2 separate regions of the Homo sapiens genome follow, and region 1 is linked to region 2. Evidence: read pairs that join two places in POLR2A ChIA-PET (ENCODE). Cell type or tissue: PC-9. All regions are shown on one strand. Each heading gives the region's core, and the rest is flanking DNA. Links, peaks and the distances in the headings are about the cores only.

The links. ChIA-PET counts read pairs that join two places held together with the same protein. Peaks named below come from ENCODE experiments on the same cell type or tissue, not always from the same donor. Only the 100,000 strongest peaks of a DNase experiment are listed, where the experiment ranks them.
Region 1: POLR2A ChIA-PET joins it to region 2 with 14 read pairs; 3 of 35 experiments call an interaction of 5 or more read pairs at or near these places.

The regions. Positions count from the first base shown.
Region 1 is chr18:12,512,837-12,521,431 of GRCh38, reverse strand. All of the region lies in intron 4 of SPIRE1 (spire type actin nucleation factor 1), which reads left to right. Among named protein-coding and RNA genes, the nearest start is that of PRELID3A, 110 kb to the right of the region's middle. In PC-9, for the core only: no CTCF peak of the experiment used is centred there; no DNase peak of the experiment used is centred there.
Region 2 is chr18:12,449,264-12,457,858 of GRCh38, reverse strand. SPIRE1 (spire type actin nucleation factor 1) reads left to right here. Exons shown (of 17, transcript NM_001128626.2): 13 at 3,376-3,513; 14 at 4,721-4,791; 15 at 5,347-5,374; 16 at 5,468-5,604; 17 at 7,963-8,595. The coding sequence ends at 8,221. It also overlaps the pseudogene HMGB3P28. Among named protein-coding and RNA genes, the nearest start is that of PRELID3A, 46 kb to the right of the region's middle. In PC-9, for the core only: no CTCF peak of the experiment used is centred there; a DNase peak (open chromatin) is centred at 4,878.

The DNA.
Region 1 (8,595 bases), core at 102-8,101, 64 kb before region 2:
AACCTGGGAGGCAGAGGTTGCAGTGAGCTGAGATCACGTGCCACTGCACCCCACCCAGGCGACAGAGTAAAACTGTGTCCAAAAAAAAAAAAAAAGTATCTGCTATGTACAACAAAGCGAAAGGCAGTAAAATGAGGTATGCCTGTACATATATTATTTCAGTTAGCCCTATGCAAGAAATCATAACTTGATGAAATTATTGAGCTCGGTTTATCTTAAATAAAACTAAAAAATATTTTACCTAAAATGAAAAACTATATTCATGTATATAAAGTATCTTCTTTTGCTGGGGGAAAAACAGTGTTTTCTAAAATGACTAGGCTGTTATGAAATGGTTTTGTCTGTTTTTAAAATCTTATAGCCACATTTTATAGTCTGTAAATTGGTTGAAAAATCAAATGTAAGTATTTTCCACCCCCCAATCTCTTATCAAGCCAGTAGCCAAATCCGCCAGTGTCATAGGGCCAATTGCATGTTAACTAACTCACACTGGGACACCTGTTTGTGACATGACTTCAACTTATTTTCTGCTTGAATAGCCTTGCAAAGAAAAAGCCCCAAGACGTCTGTCTCATTCACAGATTGAAGGGTATTTTAATCAGCTTTCTCATATTCCTTGCCTATTCCTCACCTCATGCCAACACCTCCAATAATAAAATTCTGGCATTTAAGTTGGCTGGAAGTTTCTTTCTAGACCTAAAATAGGTTTATATCCCTCCAAGTGGTGAACATACCACTTTTTGACAGAAAATCCACCACCAGATGTCTTTTTGTAAGTGTGCCATGTGTTCGTTTTAATGAGATCATTCATCATTTGTAATGTTTAGGGTCCTTGCTGCTGTCTGTCTTTTTTCTGTTTGATTTGTTATTTTTGTTTTGAGTGTTGGTAACATGCCGAGCACTGGTGTCTCATCAGGGAGGAGTAAATCTCTCTCTGACCTCCTGTCATTGCTCTTAGCGCTGCTCTCCCTGTTAAAATGTTTCACAAGAATATTTTACTGAAAGCTCGTGGAAGAACTCTGCCACCTTTCAGATCCTGCAGCTTTTAAAACTTAATTTATTTTTAACAAAAAATTTCACGTGGTTCAAAACCCAGGAGTTGTAAAAATATTACATTAAATTGTACCCTTCTATTTTTGTCTACTACTCACACTCTCCCTATATATGGGCAACAAATATTATTAATTTCTTTTTTATCTTTGCAGAGAGATTTTATGTATAACTAACAAGCGCATATCAGTATTTTCTTCCTTTTTTCACTTTTAAACTTTCCTTTTTTATTTAATTATATGTCTTAGAGATCATTTCATATCAGTAAATAGCTTTCACATCTGTAGGCCTTTATAATCTATTTTGTGGGTATGGTGTAATGAGTTTAACTAGTCCTATATTGACAGCTACTAAGTAATTTCCATTCTTTTTCTATTACAAACAGTGGTGTCATGGATAATTTTTAACCTATTTTTCTTGAGTGTGAACATAAGTGTAAGGTAGATTCCTAGAAGTAGACTTGCTGGGTCAAAGGAAATGTGCATTTATAATTTTTATAAAATATTACACTATTGTCCTTCCTAGAGGTTTAGTAGTTGATACTGTCCTTAGCAATGTGTGAGGCTATCTATTCTCCTACATCTTGACAATGTGTTTTCACAGTGATAAGTGAAAATTAGTATCTTAACAATTTTAATTTGCATTTGTCTTATTGTAAATGAGATCAGATATCTTTTCATGTACTTAAGAATCATTTGTCAATTGCTTGTTCATTTCCTTTGTTCATTTTTCTAATGAGCCATTGGTCTTATTAATTTGTCTTTATTTATTAAGAAAATAACTTTGTGATATAATTTGTAATATTGTCTGTGATATTTTAATGGTCATTTTTATCATCATCACTGCATTTCTATAGGTGTGAAGAGCTGATGAGTATAAAAACAGAAAAGGTGAATGTGTATTAGCAGATAATGTCAGTCCAGCTATGTAGAGCAGAGTCAGTCCAGCTATGTAGAGCGGAGTCAGTCCAGCTGTATAGAGCAGAGACATTTGTTAGAGAGAGAGTGTTTGCGTGTGTGTGTGTGCGTGCGTGTGTGCACATGTGTGTATAGGTACAAAAAATACTGGAAGAATAGAGGAATTCTAGGAATTCCTTTCCTAGAACCTAGAAATGAATTGCTTTCATTTTTATGACTTCATCTATAGTTTTTCTAATTTCTGTAGTGAACCATATAAATTCGAATTAAGTAGTACAGAATATCAATTTATAGTTTAACATTTTACATTTTTTATTCAATAAAATGCTCTTGACTTTTTTCATAATTGCTATAGTTGTTACTTGGCCACCATCCACCCCTCAGGGAGGAGAAGCGTGTTATATCTTTAAGAATGCACCATAAAGTTTGACACAAATATAAATCATATTCTTTAGTACTTATCCATTAACTCTGCATGGGAGACTTCCAGTTATCAGAACAACTGCTATAACTTTTTACTGGGTTTTTGTACCCTAATTTCTGAAATATTAATTTGGGACTAGTCAATGTGATAAAATCTTCTTTCCCTCTTTTCAGATAAAATATATTTGAATTAAAAAGTCATAGCTCATAATCTGTGTGGCTGATATTCATTTTTTAATTTATTATAGACAATATTGTGAAATAATGTCAGTCATGAAATGTATTTAATACTCTTTATGTAAGTAATTTCTTTGTTTTTTTTTGTTTTGTTTTTGTTTTTGTTTTTGTTTTGAGACAGGGTCAGGCTCTGTCACCTATGCTGGGGTAATCTCATGCAGTGATGCAATCTCAGCTCACTGCAACCTCTGCCTCCCGGCCTCAAGCAATCCTCCTACCTCAGCCTCCCGAGTAGTTGGGACTACAGGCATGAGACACTGTGCCTGGCAGTAATTTGTTGCTTTTTTCTTTTCTTTTTTTTTTTTGTGTGTGTGAGACAGGGTCTTGCTCTTTTGCCCAGACTGGAATGCAGTGATGCAATCACAGCTCACTGCACTTCCAACACCCAGGTTCAGGCAGTCCTTCTGCTTCAGCCTCCCAAAGTGCTGGGATTAAAGTTGTGAGCCATCATACTTGGCCTACATTAGCATATTTTAACTGAGTTATTAAAAATGTTGCCCAGTGTGGTTGCTCACGCCTATAATCCCAGCACTTTGGGACTCCAAGACGGGCAGACCACTGAGCCCAGGAGTTCAAGATCAGCCCGGCCAACATGGCAAAACCCTGTCTCTACTAAAAGTACAAAAATTAGCCAGGTGTGGTAGTACATGCCTGTAGTCCCTGCTGCTCAGGAGGCTGAGGTGAAAGGATTGCTTGAGCCCAGGAAGTTGAGGCTGCGGTGAGCCATGATCACACCACTGCTCCAGCCTGGTCAACAGAGTGAGACTCGGTCTCAACAATTAATTAAAAGTTTGTTCAAGGAATTTTTGAAATATATTCCTTATTATAATGCATTTAAAAATGTCTAACTGAAAACATGTACACATGGCATAGGGAAATAAGATAGTTTAAATGGTGGAAATGGTGATCATTAAAATGCTGTCATAAAAAATACATTATTATTTTAATATATGAACATATATGTGAATAAGAAGGATTTAATTAGTAAAGGGGTACTTATATGTGAGCTGATGTTGAACCTACACAAATGGATTAAAATTATTCTCTGAGCATTTGACATACTTCTGATTCACAGAGTAGATTTTGTTTTTTAAGTTGCCAGGAACTGAAAATGTTGGCATTGAGCAGTTCTAATTGCCAGCTTGAGAATGGTAATGTCAGAAATGGGAAGCGTAATTGCCATGTGGGTTCTCCCAATTAGAACTTTCTCACCATATCTCAAGCACAGGTTGACATCTGTTATTACATTTCTGCAAGCAAAAAAAAGAAAAATCATTCAGAAGCTAAAGTATAATTGACAGCTTGAATCTAAAACAAGAAAAATCTGTAATTTACTTTCAAATAACTCATTTGTTTTTACTGCTAACTAGAAAAATTGAGCTTTCTAGCCACATATTTGATCAAGCTTGTTTGATTACAGTATTTATAGATTCTAAGCTATCTACATTGATTTATTGCTGAGTCAGGATTTTGATTTGATGAAGAGGCTAAGGAGAGGTATCATTTTGCAAAACAAATTCACTTAGTATAAAATATTTTTGTGATGGAGTAAAAGTATTCACAATCAAATCCTCATAGGTATTCATTGACATAATAACTAATACCTACTGAATGTTCAATATGGTCTGAACTGAATGCTGTGTTTCATCTGTATTCTTCTGGTATATTTCTTCTATAAAATCCAAAAGATAGCTATTATTATTTGCACTTTAATATATGAGAAAATCAAACAGGATTACAGCAATTTAAAAATTTCCCCAAAGTCACGCAGCTGGAAAGTATCTGAGCTACAGTTTGTGCTATTGTTCAGAAAAACAAAGAAATGTGAAATTCTTGGACCATTTCAATTGTCTTCAATGTTATAAAGAACAGATAGTTTTTCTTAGTGGCAATGAGTGAGGGATTTGATCACAGCACAAATAAAGGTAGAGATGTAGGCAGGCCTAACAGTGACACCCTCCTGACTACATTTAGTCAGGGATGTGTCGGAGAATAGTAAAAATTAAGGTTGGGTGGAAAAGGGGCCCTGTTTTGGGGGGCATTGAAGCAAAAGAGTTTGGATTGAATATATTTTGCTGCTTCTCACACTATTCTACCAAAGTACCCCTAAGACATAAAAGCATGAACTCATATTTGTAGACTATTAAGGACATATTAAATCGTAACTTTCAGTTGCAGATGACAGAAACCCACTCAAATAAGCATGGGCAGAGTAGGGGAGAGATGTATTGGCTCACATAATTAGGAAGTCTAAGGGTACAGCTAGTTTTAGGCATAGTTGGATCCAGAATCTCAAAGGCTGTAATTAGGGCTGGCATGCTCCCTCCCTTTCCTCTCCAACCCTTTCCAGGACAGTCTCTTACTACCGTCTGCAGCCCTATTCTCACACTCTATCAATTTAGAACTCTGGCAGCAAATCTTTTCTGTTAATTGGGGCAAAAAAGTCTTAGAGGAAGATTTGGAGTCATATACCCACTTAGTAACCAGTCACAGTGGCCAGGAGATAGGCTGTGCTGGCTGGTCTAGGTCATGTTCTTACGCTTGTAAATAGGAAGTGAGGTACTGGGTCAGCCCTGCTCAAACCGTATGGGATGCATTTCTCAACAGAAGGATCTTTATCAGAGGAAGGAGCAGGGAGGCTTTCTTGAAAAATTAATGCTGTCCACTGAAGACTTGCTCGTCTAGTGCAAGTTAAAATATCTTTGACATAGTGGATTTTACTTTTGAAATTCATGTAAGTTTTGTCTGAGATGTCTGTTGTAATATTTTTTTAATGTTTCATGCTGTGGATTAAGCTCCCCTAGGATTTCCCTGGGAGACTCCTAGGGGTAAAATTTGAATTCAGGAGGTTTTATTGGGGCATGCTTTTGGGAACACCTATAAGGAATAAGGAAAGCAGGATTGAGCAGAGGGAAATGTTGAAATGTGATGCAGATGCAGCAGAGGCCTCAGCCGATCCCACAGGGAGCTCAGCAGCTAGGGGTGGTTCTTCAGAGATGTCCCAAATTGAAGCAAGGAGGCCTGATCTTTGTACTTCCTCACAGACCAGTGACTGGATATAGGTTACTCTAGGGAGGATGTAACTTTGACAAAGCAGCTTCCTTTGGCTAAAGGGCAGTTCCTGAGGAGGGTTAAGTAGTGAGCCTTTAGCAGACATCTCTAGCCACTAGTGGAAGAGGACGTTGTTCCTGAAACAGAGGGCAGCTTACCACAGCTTTCATTACATTAATTCCAGGAAAATATGTCATGTTTATCTGTTGTTTTATTAATATTTTGTTTTATTTTTTTGAGACAGGGTTTCTCTCTGTCGCCCAGGTTGGAGTGCAGTGGTGTGATCTTAGCTCACTTGTAGCCGCAACCTCCCAGGCTGAAGTGATTCTCCTACCTCAGCCTCCTGAGTAGCTGGGACTACAGGCAAGCGCCACCACACCCGGCTAATTTTTTGGTTTTTTTGGAGAGACAGGGTCTTACTGTGTTGCCCAGGTTGGTCTTCAACTCCTGGCCTCAAGCAGTCCTCATGCCTCAGCTTCCCCAAATATTGGGATCATAGGCATGAGTCACTGCACCTGGTCTGGAATTTAAAAAAAAAAGAAAAAAGTATGGGCTTATAAAGATGAGTTTATTCATCATGATTTCAGCTTTTTTCATATTTTTATGGTTTATAAGCTCCTGGGTAAGCAGTATATTGCTTCTGTGGGATCAGCCTTTGGGTGACAAGGGAGAATATGGCAGAAAGAACGTGTTTCCAAGTGGGCATGTGTCAGCCCCACCCCACATTCCATTATGTCTAAGGAAAGGAGGGTTGTTAGAAGGTTGGTCCATTTATGCGTACTTGATTTTCTCAGGCGCTAAGGTTCCAAACCAGCTTATTTGATGCTGGTTGAATCTTGTTGACCTGTTTAATACTATAATTACCTCTTTTCTTCTGTATGGTATTAGAAATGCATTTCTTTTTCTTCTTTATTTTATTTTACCTATTTATTCATCCACCTATTGGCTGAATGAGACACTTAAATGTAATGTGAGCCTGGGTTGAAGATTTATTTTCCTAAAACGCAGAGCATGTGTTTCTGTGTGGCAGATAAGATACCGCTCCCCAACTTCCCTAGGGGATTCTGAATTTAGAGGAGAACATAGATTTTTCTCTGAATATTACTCCCTCTGATTGAGCTTCCTCTTACTAAAGTTGACTTGGTAAGGGCTATTAAATAGGTTTAAGTATTTAAACATGCATGGTTGAAAGTGTCTTAATCTACTTAATGAAGAAATATTTACTAAGCACCTATTCTATGCAAGGCTATTCTGGAGATTTGTGAATCCCATCAGTGAACAAAATACAAAAAAAAAAAAATTCTTCTTTCCTAAAGTCTGAATCCAGCAGGAGGTGGTAGACAGTAAACATATGAAATAAGTACATTCTGTAGACCACTAAAAGGTAGGAAGAGCTATGGAAAAAGACATAAACTAGAGTAACTGCTAGTAGCTGGGGATGGGGCTTGGAATTTGGTCAAGATAGACCCCGTTGAGAAGGTGACGTTTGCACAAGTGTGTAACAGATATGAGGTGATTCAGTCTGGATATTTGAGATGTAAAGCATTCTAGGAAGAAGGTGGCAGCCAGTGTGCATACCATAAGGCTGGAGTGGGAAGAAATAGTAGGAGATGAGGTAAAGTGTGGTGACTCAAGGCTATAATCCCAGCCGTTTGGGAGGCTGAGGCAAGGGGATCGCAAGCTGACGAGTTCGACACCAGCCCAGGCAATATAGTGAGACCCTATCTGTAGAAAATACAAAAATTAGCCAGGCATAGGGGTGCACACCTGTAGTGCCAGTTACTTGGGAGGCTAAGCTGGGAGAATTACTGGAGCCCCAGGAAGTGGAGGCTGCAGTGAGCCGTAATTGCATCACTGCACTCCAGCCTGAGCAACAGAGGAAGACCCTGTCTCTAAAAATAAATAAATAAATCTTAAAAATAAATATTTCAGACCGGGAGCAGTGGCTTATGCCTGTTATCCCAGCTCTTTGGGAGGCCGAGGCGGGTGGATCACCTGAGGTCAGGAGTTTGAGAACAGCCTGACCGACATGGAGAAACCCTGTCTGTACTAAAAATACAAAATTAGCCAGGCGTGGTGGCGCATGCCTGTACTCCTAGCTACTCGGGAGGCTGAGGCAGGAGAATCGCTTGAATCCGGGAGGTAGAGGTTATAGTGAGCTGAGATTGCACCATTGCACTCCAGCCTGGGCAACAAGAGCAAAACTCCACCTCAAATAAATAAATAAATAAATAAATAAATAAATAAATAAATAAATAAATAAAGTTAAGTATTCATTATTCTCATATAAAACAAGCTAGATTTCATACAGTGCATTTAAACAGTCTTTTGATCAACGTGGGGATTAGGGAAAAATTTTTTTAAAACTCAGTTTAAGTGCAGGCAGGCACATAGCTCAGCAAAAAGTAAATATATTAGGGTTGAATTACTGTAAGTAGAATTGCTGTATCATAAATTTAGAATTAATATGTGAATATATTTTAGCAACCAAGATTTTCTTAAAGTTGCAAGTGTTGAATTGATGCAGTTTGAGGCATTTTTATCAATTAAAATGTACTCATCAAATTACTTGATAAATATATATTGAGCATCAGCAAGTGCCAGTGCTTGTGTGGCCTCTGAAGATGGGATTCTGCCTCATGAAGTCTAGAGGGAAGGCACTAATATGTGTAAAATTACAATGTTGATAAGAGCTGTTAGAGGTATAATGGTGCTATAAAATTTTAAAATAGGAGGATTTTGACTTATTCAGGGAGGAAGGGAAGGCTTCTCTGAAGAATCGATGATTCTGTTGAGTGTGATATCTGAAAGGAAGAATGAAAGTAGACAATGAAAGAGACCAGCCATGGGGTGAGGAAAGGAGAGCATCCGGGATCAGATTGCTTCAGAAGCCCAGGCAAAATATGATGGTGTTTAG
Region 2 (8,595 bases), core at 154-8,153:
AAAAAAAAAAAAGAAAAAAGAAAAGAAAGGTGACTATTCCCATTTCTCTCTGTGGCACAATAACCAAAATTTTACATTATGCTGTCTAATCTCCGTGCTGCCTAACTGACCCCTCTTGAATGGTAAAATATAGCCAGAATAATCATCAAAAAAAAAAAACTCAACAATTTTAGTGACATGCATAGAAGTAAGTTTAAAGTCTTATAGCACATTGTTGTCTTCATTAAAGCGCTCTAAGATTTAGCTTCCCTTTCCTGAATCTGGGAGTCCCATTGACACATGAGCAAGCAAGGGAACTAGAGGTGCGCTAGTGTGGTTCTTTACCCGGCCACATCTGGCCACTCAAACGGGCCGAACACATGCAGTGGGAGCCCCAGGCAGTGCCGTGGTGGGGAAGGGCTCCCGCTCTAGCTGGGGCCTTGAGTGCCCTCCACATTCCAGAGTGCTAATAGCTCTGCGAGATCTGTGGAAGTTTAATTTGGCTTTGGAGATGTCGAATTAATATTTTTGTAAACTGAAAAAAATAATTAAAACTATTTTAGTAACTATTTATCATTTTCTTTTATGTTGCATTAAAGTTTTGTTGTCCTTGGGAAGTCTCCAAAATTAAAACATTAGCATTTGACTGGATGGAAATTATTTCACTAAAGGGTAATCTGCTTGAAAATTTTTAAAAAAGAACAAGAAAGCAAACAAAAATCTACTATTTTTAAATTATATCTCATGATGGCCAGGCGCGGTTGCTCATGCCTGTGATCCCAGCACTTTGAGAGGCTGAGGCTGGCAGATCACTTGAGGACAGGAGTTCGAGACCAGCCTGGCCAACATGGCGAACCCCCATCTCTACACAAAAATTAGCTAGGTGTGGTGGTGCACACCTGTAATCCCAGCTACTCAGGGGGCTGAGGCACAAGAATCACTTGAACCCGGGAGGCAGATGTTGCGGTGAGCCAAGATCATGCCACTGTGCTCCAGCCTGGGTGACAGAGCGAGACCTTGTCTCAAAACGAAAGAAAAATGATTATATCCCATGAAGTACTGGATTTTCATGTGGGTCAAAGCAGTGAGTTGAAAATATGCTTTACTAAGCCCATTTGTGACTCAAGACTGAAGACAGGGAGGTGCAAGCTGCCAGGTCTGTTGTGCCATGCTAGCGTATCCCTACAAATGAAAAAAATCACCATCTGCCTGAAGGGTTTACAGCCCAGTTATCCACATCATAAAGTCAGTTAAGTTGGTACCATCTGCTGTCTTGCTAGCACAAACAATAACAAATCTGGCTATCTGGTTATTTGCTACGTAATAAATCTAGTAGTGTTTCCCTGGTTATGTGCTAGATTCCCACATTATTTTGTTGCAGCATAGCCATTTTGTCATATCGTTAGCCATCAGAAGGCATACCCTACTTATACTCATCACTGATGAATAAAAATAAGAGCAAAACTTCTGAAATACATTAAAAGCTGAGAAATGCCATCATTCGGATGTATTCAGCCAACACTACTTACTTAGTGCACAGTTTTAATGGCCTAACCCTCAAAAAGGCCGTTTATTGTTCCCACCTAACACTACTCTTTTTCTGAGGATGGAGCAAAACAGAGTAGGTATCAGGCACGCTGATTTAATTCTGTCATCTCTGAAAGTAGTTCCTGTTGAAAGAGAAAACTGTGATCGTTAATTTTTTAAATGCGTATTTTAGGCATTTTAGAGCAAATGATATAATCTTTCTGAGTAAACTCATCCCCCTGTCCTCTTATACTAATAAGCTTCTCATGTTAAAAATTCAAATGCAGGATTTTTCCCAAAGCATTTTTAAGCAAATGTAATCTTCCTTAAGTTAGCTTGAACAGAGATGGTTTTGCATTGATTTTTAGTAAGAAGCAGTAGTTCTTCAGACTACTTTTTTAAGTAAAATGCTAATGTTTGACAAGTTTGCAACCTAGATTGATTTTTGTTTTTCTCTGATTGAAAGACAGAACTGATTGTTAAAACTCCATAAACTGACTGCATTCATAGTCATGTGCTTTCTCACTGGCGTGTTGGATTCCTGAGTGCCTGTGAGCGATGCTGTTGTGTGTGTGTGGGAGTGAATTATAATGTGTTTGTGCTGAGAACATTCAGTTTCAGTGTCACTGCACCACAATGGCCCCTTGCAGCCTGGCAGGGTCCGAATGCACAAGACTGTTCTGTCTTTCTCTGAGATCCACCAATCAAGTGCGGGGCCGGATGGGGAGCGGATGGGTGTGAGGCTCTTATTCAATGAGATCAGTTACATCAACATCTTCCGCAGCTGCTTGTAGGGAAACCATTAACACAAGACAGCCAACATAAATATTTATTATGAAATCTTTTACATTTCTCTAGTCTTTCCATTGCTGACTATACATTTAGCATTTGTTGAAAGTAACAACAAATCTAGAGAACTGTGGGGCAGCCTGGAGAGACTGCCTTTTGGATATAAATGCTCCAGTAGTTTCATGTTCCAGTTCCACTCGTACCATTAGGATTTGTAAAGGTGTGCTGATGTAACTGATCACTAAATAATGCTTGTCAGTAAAAATTACTAACCATCTTCTTTTGGCTATTCTGGGTACCACAAATGAGTTTTAAAAACAGGGCCAGGCCAGGCATGGTGGCTCACGCCTGTAATCCCAGCACTTTGGGAGGCCGAAGTGGGCAGATCACTTGAGCCCAGGAGTTCAAGACCAGCCTGGGCAACATGGTGAAACCCCATCTCTGCAAAAAATACAAAAAAATTAGCTGGGCATGGTGGCATGCACCTGTAGTCCCAGCTACTTGGGAGGCTGAGGTGGGAGGATCACTTGAGCCCAGGAAGTCAAGGCTGCAGTGACCCATGATCGCATCACTGCCCTCCAGCCTGGGTGACAGAATGAGACCCTGTTGTGGAAAAAAAAAAAAAGGACCACTGTAGATTTGCTTTTTATCTATTGGTATATAATGTACAACACAACACTAAGTAATGTCTTTTTCATAGGTGTAGAAGACAACTGACACAAAATTGGTTTAGAATAAAATTTTTTTCAAGATTTCAAGCCCTGCTTGAAATATTTCAATATAGCCCTGCTTAACGGAATAGAGTTACTTGAGTCAAAATACCTGAGCAAACGTGAGGAACTTTCATTTATTGGAAATTTCAGTAGATCACTTGGTCCCCACATGTTTTCTGCCATCTTTAGTCTTAGTGTAATTGGAAATGATGTGGTCCCCAGAGGGAGCCAGCTCTGCCCCAGTGGTCATTGGGAAACCTGTTCTCTTCTCTGAAGCTACTAATCAGGGGTCTGATCTGAAGGGAAATTTTGCACTTCCAGAACAGGGGGTAGGAATCTCTTATTCACGTGACATTTTGAATTTCAGGAGGAATTCTGCTACCCAGTGGAATGCCTCGCTCTTACTGTGGAAGAAGTGATGCATATTCGCCAGGTCCTGGTGAAGGCAGAGCTGGAAAAATACCAACAGTATAAAGACATCTACACCGCCTTGAAAAAAGGAAAGGTAGTGCTGTTTAAAGTTGATTGATCAGAAGAGTAGAAGGATGGCCAGTCCCATGCATAGTCTCCTGGGAGAGTTATCTGCTAGCCAGGTGGCACAGACTTTGAGGGGATTTGGGATGTGTGATGTTCATATCCTAGTAGACAGTACATGTGCTGTCTCGTTCACAAGAGGGGGCATTTTTGTTTCTGCCTTAGAAATCAAAACTGGAAGGTTTTCAAGCAACCATAACAAATATCGATATGTCTTCCTAAAACCATGCATGTGGCCAGGCATGGTGGCTCATGCTTGTAATCCCAGCACTTCGGGAAGCTGAGGCGGGCAGATCACGAGGTTGGGATATCAAGACCATCCTGGCCAACATGGTGAAACCCTGTCTCTACTAAAAATGCAAAAATTAGCTGGGCATGGTGGTGCGTGCCTGTAATCCCAGCTACTCGGGAGGCTGAGGTGGGAGAATCGCTTGAACCCAGGAGGTGGAGGTTGCAGTGAGCTGAGATTGCGCCACTGCACTCCAGCCTGGTGACATAGTGAGACTCCGTCTCAATAAAAAAGCCATGTGTGCATTTAGTCATTACACTTTTAAAGGATCTGTAAAGAAAATGTATCTGAGAAGGCCGGGTGCAGTGGCTCACGCCTGTAATCCCAGCACTTTGGGCGGCCTAGGCAGGCGGATCACAAGGTCAGGAGATCGAGACCATCCTGGCTAACACAGTGAAACCCCATCTCTACTAAAGATACCAAAAAATTAGCCAGGCCTGGTAGCAGGTGCCTGTAGTCCCAGCTACTCAGGAGGCTGAGGCAGGAGAATGGCGTGAACCCAGGAGGCGGAGCTTGCAGTGAGCCAAGATCATGCCATTGCACTCCAGCCTAGGCGAAACAGTGAGACTCCATCTCATAAAAAAAAAAAAAAAATGTATCTGAGAAACAGAGGAGGGTTTTTCAGAACCTTCTGCAGATTCCTTCCATGATGAGGAGACACTTAAGAGCTGTGGCCTTTTATTACCTTTTAAAATAGAATTATAATTAAATACAGAGCTACATTATCAGCATCACAGAGCCAGCTGTTATAAACAGGATTTCTGAATTGTCTTCCTCCTCTTGTCTGTTCAGCTTCCCCTATATATAGATGTAAAGCATATTCAAACATGGATATTAGGAAATTTGCTGTTGGCAATGTTTTTTTTCCTCTTAAATTTGTATTTTTTAGCTCTGCTTTTGTTGCCGAACCAGGAGGTTTTCCTTCTTCACTTGGTCTTATACCTGTCAGTTCTGTAAGAGGTAAGGTATTTTGTAATTGATGAAAAGATAAATTTAACAGTCGTAAGAGAAATACCAATTATCTTCCTTATTTCACCATCTTTCTAAACAGGAATAAAATTAGAAATGACTCACTCTGTTACGTTACCTTGTGCTATCCTTGTAGGTTAGGAATATTGATTTCTTAAGAGAGTGAGCCAAATATTTATTTGATATTGAACCTAGAAAATGTTTCTCTGTATGTTACTTCTTTTACATAACTAAGATCATTCTAATAATATGTCATGTTTGAACAGAAAAAAAATAAGATGTGATTATCATGTGATCCCTGGATAGACAAATAAGAAAATTCCAAACACATGTAAGTTGATCCTTTTATAGGAGACAGTGTAAGAGTTAAGTTCTGTAGATTATCTTTTTGGCAATTCAGTGTGTCAATTTGTTACATTCTAATAGAAGAAGGGAGAGTTATGCAGTTTATTGTGGAAACTTACAACTGTACTGCCATAGGCTTCTCTAACTCCCAGTTGCGTCCCCTGGTATCATGCCAAATAACATTTATGATTTTGTTTACAGGCCGGTGTGCTCACAGTGTTGCAAAAAGGTAAGCTAAGCTTGGTTCATTTATACTTGTGTTCCTTTTAGTGACTGCCTCTTTAACGGTACTGCTCATTGCCAGTTTTATTTGGGATAATAGATGCGGCTGCCCTCCAAACCATACTCCACTCTTCCTATCTTTTCATTGGGACCTTCTGCTCTGCAAAGAGGGGAAAGTAGTATGAGGTCAGAAAAACCCTCCACTGCCCATCATCGGCCACTTCGGAGCATTGCCAGGTGAGCAAGGGGCCTGGGTTGTCAAACCATCCTTTGCAGAAGAAGAGTTCTACTCTTGAGGACTGTGGTAGAGTGTTAGGGTTTTGGCTCGAGGGGTTTTTATTGGTTTGTTGGTTGGTTTTAATACAGTTTTACACACAAATCTCCAAAACTTCCCCAAAGGTAACTTTTCAAGGAATAATGGCTAGCTACTTGAAAGATACTTTCATCACAGAGTTTATATTTTTTTCTACTTTAGAAATAACTGTTTTACTGTGTCCTGTAAGAGTCATCTTTAAAACTGACCTTGTTTTCAATGGAGTTGAAAATTGGAATGTAACAGTCTCATCCTTTCCTCCTTGTCTAGTTTTGAAAGGAATCTGTTTAATCCTGTTTACAATGTTCTGCCATAGCTTTGACTGACTTTACTATTATTGTAAAGGCAGAAATAAAGCTTTATGCCAAGAGCTAATAATTTAAAAGAAAAAACATCACCTCAGTATCAGTCCCTTTGCATTTAGTGCAGGGTAAGTTTAGTGTTGGGCCTTAAGAAAGATGGAAGGAGGTAGGCCAGCTCAAGCCTCAAGCTGGCAGGGCCGAGAGGCTGGGCTTTGATCTACCAACCACATGTCCTGGCTCTGTGGACAGCGAGGCGAGGAAGCTGTGAGCCCAGCATGAACCTTGTGCCTGAAACGTCTGCCTCTGTGCTTGGGCTGCCTCCTCTGAGACCTCTGGGTGTGAATTTTCAGTGAGCTCAAGGCAGTGCACATAACAGCTGCTACAGTTTTCCATACTTAACTCTGAACATACTATAGACTACCCATTTATATCCTGTTTGGTTTAGTTAAAATAGTAAATAAGTAGATGATTCCTGGTTATCTCAGACATTCCTGGAAATATTTACTATGATGTTGGTCTGGTTATCTCCAGCTCCTTGGAATCCCAATAAATAATCGCACAAATACAGGGAATTGTTGGGGAGGGAGAAGCTTGTTTGATAAATACATAAATGATGAGAAAACTAGTCAAAATTTAGTTTTTAGGATGTGTCATGGGATTAAGATAAATTTACTTGAATTTCCCGTAGTCTGACCTGCCATCTACAGTTAGCTAATGTTCATTGGGAATCAGATGAATACCCTATTTTTCAAGAATTCTAGAAGGGTGGTTAAGAGTTTTTAGTATTATTTCTTTTTTTTTTTTCAAATGGACAGTCTCTTATTCATCCTCCTCCTCCTCCTCCTCCTCCCCTCCTTCTTCCTTTTCATCTTGTTCATCTTCATCTTCCTCTTCCACCTTTTTCTGGGCAACTTTAGCAGGACCCTTTTCTCCATCAAACTTTCCTTTCAACTTATAGTCAGAAACATCCTTCTCATACTTTTCCTTCAGCTTTGCCGCCTTAGTGGTGTAAGGCTGCTTTTCACTGTCATTTAAGTTATTCCGCATCTCACCCAGCTTTTTTGCCATGTCTCCAATAGAGATGCCAGGGTTTATGAATTTGATCTTGGGGTGGAATTCTGAACAGAGCAGGAAGAATCCAGACGGTGGCTTTTTCGGGGCATTAGGATCCTTCTTCTTGCCTCCCTTAGCTGGTCCATAATCCTTCATTTCCCAGTGGTAGTGTACTTTATCCACCTTTGCCATTTCATCAAATTTAGACTTCTCTTTCCCAGACATTGTCTTCCACCTCTCAGAGCACTTCTTGGAAAATTCTGCAAAATTGACAGAGACCGCTGGGCTCTTCTTCTTATGTTCTTCTCTGCACGTCTGCACAAAAAGGCATAAGCAGACATCTTGCCCTTTGGTTTCTTGGGGTCACCTTTAGCCATCCTGACTGTATTGTTCGATAGTCTGGGCAGTGCCTGTCTTAATAAGACATGTTTTCTGCTTTCTTTCCTTTTCTTTTTTTGTTTTTTGAGACAGAGTTTCGCTTTTGTCACCCTGGCTAGAGTGCAGTGGTGCCATCTCAGCTCACTGCAACCTTCACCTCCCGGGTTCAAGCGATTCTCCCGCCTCAGCCTCCAGAGAAGTGGGGATTACAGGGGCCCACCACCATGCCTGGCTATTTTTTTTTTTTTTTTTTAGTAGAGACTGGGTTTCGCCAAACTCCTGACCTCAGGTGATCTGCCTGCCTCAGCCTCCCAAAGTGCTGGGATTACAGGCGTGAGCCACCGCACTAGGCCTCCTACTTTCTTTTCTAAGTAATATTTTTTAGCCTTGTCACCAATAAGAAATTTTTTTAGAAGGACATATGATTAAATCACTCATCCATTCCATGATGTTTTGACAACAAATTTACTTTTTTTTATACATATTTTCTTAATATTGCAGCAGACCTATAAGTAACAATGCTGGGCTTCTGTTTTGTTTTCACCCCAGGTTCTCCTCAAAATCTAAGTCTATGGACAAATCAGATGAAGAACTCCAGTTTCCCAAAGAGTTGATGGAGGACTGGAGCACCATGGAGGTGTGTGTGGACTGCAAGAAGTTCATTTCGGAAATCATCAGTTCAAGCCGGCGCAGTCTGGTGTTGGCCAACAAAAGGGCCCGATTGAAAAGGAAAACGCAGTCTTTCTACATGTCCTCGCCAGGCCCCTCGGAGTACTGCCCTTCAGAGAGGACGATCAGTGAGATCTGAGCCTCGTGCCTTTCAGCTGCTTTTGTGCTACGAGTCAGCGTCCGTGCGCGAGGACACTGAGCCGGGCTGGCTCTCCTTTCTGTGGTTTTATTTAATGGGCTTGAATTTGCATTAGATCAGATTTTTGCCGCATCACATTGTTCCACAGACTGAATGCTGTGTTCGTATCGATTGATGAAACGTGACAGGTCCGCCAATTGCTCGTTTGCACTGAGAGAGGACAACAGTTTGAAACTTACTTTTGTGTGTGTGTGGCTTTGGAAGCCAGTAGCTACTTCCTTAGTTCAGTTCTTTACTGTTCCTCGAATAATCTCCTGACTAAGGCAAAAAAAAAAAGCTTCTCCTACGAGAATCAGTCTAACAGAGATGCCGAT